Linked DNA regions of Mus musculus: region 2 is linked to region 1. A link is a loop called in an ENCODE intact Hi-C map of the cell type or tissue named here. Cell type or tissue: gastrocnemius. All regions are shown on one strand. Each heading gives the region's core, and the rest is flanking DNA. Links, peaks and the distances in the headings are about the cores only. Region 1 overlaps Gm34068 (predicted gene, 34068). Region 2 has its middle 4.6 kb from the start of Gm34130.

Evidence for each region. Peaks named below come from ENCODE experiments on the same cell type or tissue, not always from the same donor. Only the 100,000 strongest peaks of a DNase experiment are listed, where the experiment ranks them.
Region 2: it touches region 1 in a loop (2.2-fold over the local background); 3 of 42 quality-filtered maps call a loop at or near these places.

The regions. Positions count from the first base shown.
Region 1 is chr1:183,806,029-183,808,943 of GRCm38, forward strand. The region is part of intron 2 of Gm34068 (predicted gene, 34068); the gene reads left to right. Among named protein-coding and RNA genes, the nearest start is that of Gm34068, 59 kb to the left of the region's middle. In gastrocnemius, for the core only: no CTCF peak of the experiment used is centred there; no DNase peak of the experiment used is centred there; H3K4me3 peaks cover 260 bases; H3K27ac peaks cover 2,391 bases.
Region 2 is chr1:183,931,198-183,934,112 of GRCm38, forward strand. No RefSeq gene overlaps it. Among named protein-coding and RNA genes, the nearest start is that of Gm34130, 4.6 kb to the right of the region's middle. In gastrocnemius, for the core only: no CTCF peak of the experiment used is centred there; a DNase peak (open chromatin) is centred at 1,198; H3K27ac peaks cover 1,339 bases.

The DNA of each region.
Region 1 (2,915 bases), core at 166-2,665:
AATCACTGCAGGACTAGGCACATCCTCTCCCACTGAGACCAGAAAAGGCAGGCCAGGTAGGGAAACAGGATCTATAGGTAGGCAACAGAGTTAGGGACAGCCCCGCTCCAGTTGTTGGAGAACCTGCATGAAGACCAAGCTGCACATCTGGTACATGTGTTTGGGGAACCTCGGTCCAGCTCATGTACAACATATGCATTTCTAAGCTGCAGAAGGAGAGGTATAAAATCTTAAGTGAGAAGCCCAAGATAGATCACTTTGGAAATGAGAGGCAAAGCTAGGTGCTCTGGCTTAGACAGCGTCTTTCTAGACACTGTGTCTTTAGCCCCCAACTACACTGAACAGAGAGTATGGCTGCCCTCAGCTCTTTCTAGGACCAGCCTGAGTTCATGAGAAAGTGCATCCTTGAAAGTGATCTCAGAGTCCAGGCTGGGCTTCAGCTTCATAGTGTGGCACTTCGCGCTGGCTTGCTACACTGCCATGAATGTCCCCATGTGTGCTTTATTAGGACCCGATACACGCATACATAAGCCTCTTATGCCACCTTATTGTTTTGGGGATTTTGACTAGTATAAATATTAGTCAAGTAAAAACATGATACTTTTTTTAGGCTTCTACAGAGTAGGTTAATTATTTCATTTATCAGCAGGATACCTATGATTGTTTTTCATGGAAGAGTAAAGAAGACTAAATGTGTGCCTGAGGTCTCAGTGGTTGGTGATCAAGGTACAGACCCCAGTGCCATTTGTCGGGTTCCATAGCTGTTCTACCACAGGACCTTTGCCTCCCAGTGAGAGAGACAGCTGGCAGTGTGGGGTTGTCCAGCATTGGATAGGCTGGAAAGGCTCAAGGGCACTCCTTGGAGGTGAATTCTCCTAAACAGGGATACTGTTTCACATCATCAGAAATCCAAGCATTGGCTGTAGAGACAACCCCAGTGCTGAAGAAGCTGGGTGGAAAAGCAAAATGAAATGAATTGAGTCCAACAGCCGGAGAGCATGTCCCTCACAGTGATGTCAGCCCCATGAAACATCATATGTAATCAGAGACTACAGGCACTTGTTTCTCTTTGCACAATTAAAACTAGGTTCTGCTATTCCTGGGAACCATATTTTTAGAGTTTAAGCTGGGTGTAATGAGAATTCTAAAAATAACATTGTGAAAGGTGAGGCTAAGTGTGGGGGGCTGAGTTCACCCTGGTGCTGGGGCAATAAAACATTATCCGTGGTCCATTTAAAGCCCTTCAGCCCTGGGATAACGTTTTTTGCTTGGACAGAAGCTTAGTTCATCCTGTTTGGACCCAACTCAGTTTCCATCGACATGGTGGTGGTCCAGGGAATAGGAACTATGAATGAGTTATTAGGGGAATTTTAAAGCTGTTGAAAAACCTCAGGGGGCAGCTTCTTTCACAGGAGCTCTGGTTACACTGAGCCGAGAGGTTTGGGGTATCCACTGTTGGGACCACCACAGCTGGCCAGCTCACAGCCTTCCAGCATGAGGGCTCTTCTTAGAATCATGCTTCTTAAGCCCCGAAGGCTGCCAATAATAACGATCTCTGGGTTGGCAATGAGAGAGCCTGTAACCTCAGACCCAGCTCTCGGCACCCAGTAGTGTGCCTAAACTATGATACATGCCTTGTAACAGATGTGAGAGACTTCAAGATTTTAATAAGTCCAGGCTTTGGAATGGATATAGATTTCCTGGATGGAAAAGCCCTATATTAACTGTCCCACCCACAGCTCCTTTAAACACACATGAGCACTCATCACACACGAAGCCCTCCGTGCATGTGCGCATTGCCAGGTTCCTGCTTGAGGCAGACCTGACCCCAGCAGCAGATGGGCATTATCAAGTTTCTTATCACATCCTTGCCATCCAGTAACTTGACGTCTCCTGTTTTTTGGGCCGTGCTAATGAGGCTGATGTTGCAAGCTTACTTTTGCTGATGAGCTACATGGCTTTCCTCTTGTGTGTTCAGGGATATTTTCCCTAGCTTGTTTGCCTGTTTATTTAAACTCAACCTGCAAGTCTGGGTCTGGGATAAGATCACCGACTGCTTGTCTGTTGGCTCACAAATGTCTTGCTTCAGATGCAGACAAGATCTGAGATAAGCTAGTTCCATATGGGCACAAGTATATGAAGAACACTGGATGTGTTGTTAATACCAGCAGGGCAGCGTCTGATAGACTAAACTAACCCTGATTCTCTAAGCAGCCTTAGCCCAAAGCAATGGCAACAATGATTTCTGTGACCTTGAACATGTACAGGGCATCTGATCACACAGTGCCTTCTGCAGGGGCAGGCAAGAGCCATCTACATTTATGTTGTAGCCTGAGTAAACATAAAAAGAATTCTTACTTTCCTATGTACACAAATGCTTAGTAGCACTCCCTGGGGCTGAGGTTACTGTTTGAGAATTGTGAATGCACAGTTGATAGTAGACTGAACAGCCTACATAACTTTCTGTCAGAAAAGCGGTGATTTTAGCAATGGTGAGGTGTTTGCAAGTGGTCAAATCTAACTCCATCATTTTTAGACTGATATCAAATTACAGGCTGGAGAAATGTCTTTCTCAACATTACCTGGCATTTGGTATATATCTGGAGTTACTTAAGACTCAGGCCAAACTCTATCAGGGTTTTGTTGATTCTGTCAAGTAAGGTCTACCCAATGGACTTTTCAGTATCTTTTTCTTTGTCTCTACTCTTTTTATTTTGTGTCCCTTTGCCCAGTGGCAGCAAGGAGTACCTACACTTTTGTTCTTTCTCAATAAGTCTTCCCCTAAAACTATTATTCAGAAATCACCAGACCAACGTGTTCACACCACCACACAAACGAATGAAAAGCTGCTTTCTAGCTTTGTGTGCCTTGTAAACATTAAATTGAACTTGCGGTCAGATTTAGTTATGGCATCC
Region 2 (2,915 bases), core at 107-2,606, 130 kb after region 1:
TGCTGGCCAAGCTCCAGCTACACAGCATAACTGTCACTCCATATCTTCTTATTCTTACTGGCCAATGTACTACCAACTTTTCTTAATGCCAGAGAGATGCCACCACTGGGCAGTTTGATGGGTCGTGTAGTCTTGGGTCCTGTCCTCAGTCTGGCCATTCCCCAGAGAACACTCAGGGAAGAACTTGAGCCTCATCCCCACTGATCTCTGCCCATACCATCCAAGAACCTCTAAATAAACCCCCGATTACTCCACTCCTAAGAATAACCAGGTCGCATTGAAAGCTTACTCTGGGCCAGACACTTCAAACACATATGACTAATCATTACAAGGCCCTCCAAAGGCTGACAGCCATTGTTCTTTTTAACAGAGGCAGAGGTCATGCCTCAGATAGGTTGAAGAATAAGCTAATTCATCAGTCTCAGTCTAAAAAGAACTGGGATTCAAACACAGATTTGCTGGTCTCTAATTCTCCTAAATCACTTCACCTTCCTCACAATGAACTTTTTGCAAATATTTTCAAGGATATTCAATAATATGCTCTCTCCTCCAGGGAGAAAAGCTAGATGAAGGATGTGTCCTGCTTATCTAACCTGGGCTCATTCTGTGACCTTCCTGACCAGGACACGGATTTGCAGTCATCCCCCTGAAATGGAGAAAGAGTGTACTGTCACCTGAGCTGTCCTGCGAGAGATTATCCTCTGTGGGACTTAGGAGATCAAGCAAGTTTCTTAAGAGGGGAATTGAGACTGTGTAATCTCATTCTATACTAAAGTTTTCAAAGGCTGAGGAAACTTGATTCTAATATTAGTGTCTCACAGAGCTGCTGGCCAGAAGGGTGACAAATGGTCCCCATGGGATTACACCTGCATATCAGTCTCGAGTTAAAATATATATATATATATCCTCTCTGGAGAGGTTGACTAGCTGTGCACAGACTGAATAAGGAATGGTTGGCCTGACTGTGGCTGCAGGGCTCAGGAATCAGCTTGTTGCTGCTCCTGAGCTATTTAGCCACGAAGGGGATGATGTGAATTGACCTCTTTTTGTGGTGACATACAGCACAGCAGTGAGGAAGTTGTCGCACTGAGCTCTTCCTGCTGGATCCTAACTGGGATGTTGTTTGAGGTCCAATTGTAAGGCTTGGGAAGAGGTGGTCCAGCCAAGTGTGATGGGGAAGAGCTGGGCAAAGCATGCCATGATTCTCACAAGGACCTACTCAGGAAGGACCACCTGGTCAGAGCAACCCTGCCCCACAGCCAGCAGTCCAAGTCAGTGCTCCAGGCTGCCCTTCTGGCAGCTGCCCAGGGTCCTGAGCAGAAGTTGTGCTTTTCTCTTCTCTCCATGTATGCATTTTGGTATATGTCATAGGTGAAAGGTCTCAGGGTTAGAGTTCAAAGGGGACACTGGGGTAGTTTGTCATTTTGGGTAAGTGATTGGGTAAGTTAGGAAAGTTATTTATAGCATAGATAGACAACAGCATATTGGGGGCTCTGGTGAGAGTTTAGTTCCATAAGTCAGTGTGTGTGTGTGTGTGTGTGTGTGTGTGTGTGTGTGTGTGTGTGTGTTGGTTCCCTTCTGATTTTCTGAGAGGAAGGGAAGGTTTCATATAATCAAGCTGACTCTAATTGCTGGGCAAACCTATGGGAAGTCCTTGGAACTTCATGTAGTCTGAGAATTCAAGCGTCTAAGTGGAGACTCGGTGTCTTAGTCAGGGTTTCTGTTCTTGGACAAAACATCATGACCAAGAAGCAAGTTGGGGAGGAAAGGGTTTACTCAGCTAACACTTCCACATTGCTGTTCATCACCAGGGAAGTCAGGACTGGAACTCAAGCAGGTCAGGAAGCAGGAGCTGATGCAGAGGCCATGGAGGGATGTTCTTTACTGGCTCCCCCCCACCCGCTGGCTTGCTCAGCCTGCTCTCTTATAGAACCAAGACTACCAGCCCAGAGATGGCACCACCCATAAGGGGCCCTCCCTCCTTGATCACTAATTGACAAAATGCCTTACAGCTGGATATCGTGGAGGCATTTCCCCAACTGAAGCTCCTTTCTCTGTGATAACTCCAGCCTGTGTCAAGTTGACACAAAACTAGCCAGTACACTCAGCTTGTATCCCCCTTAGGAAAAGAAGGGTGTGGAAACTTTATTCTTCTATGAAGTATGTGGCCATTGAGCAGCTGAAATGTCTAGGGGCAAGAGATCCCCATTTATAGATGAGTCTCCTAACACAGAGCAGAGAATGTCACCATGGAGACCAGAGAGTCCATCATAGAGCAGAAGCAAGACTCATATGCTCTGGGTGGATGGGCCAGACTATTGCCTTCTCTACCTTTCACTGACTGTAACAACTCATGTGAGTTCACTTCAGCCAAGACTAAGACTACTTGTCTCCCTAAAAGCAGGGGCTCAATAATCAGATCAGGTTAAGATCTGACGTGGTGCCTGTGAATTAGGTTTTTGGAAGATTGGGCATTTTTGAGAGAGTTTTCTTAAAGACAGTAGATCCCACTTCTCATGGAGGTCTGAAGAAAGAGGTACTAGCCAGCAAACTCCAGATGTACTGGTTTCCTTTTATAATGGTGCCATTCTGAAACACAGCAAGAAAAACCAAGAAGGTCGGCTGATTTGGGTCAGGGTGCTAAAGCTTCAGCCTTGTTTCGTTCTCAAGCTGGGTAGTGATTAGTTTCTGTTAAGGAATAAGAAGTGGTTATGGAAATACTTTGAGGGTTTTAAAAAAGAAAAATGCAATGTGTATGTATGCAAATGGTCTCTTGTTTCTTTCTGTGGTTACTTTCAGGGCTGGGGCTGTTTAGTTAACCCCTGGGCTGTGTATACACAGTGAGGTCATAGCTGCCCGGGATGTGTGTGCTGTCTTCTGGAAAGAGAAAGATGGGTAACCAAGTGAGCTCTGAC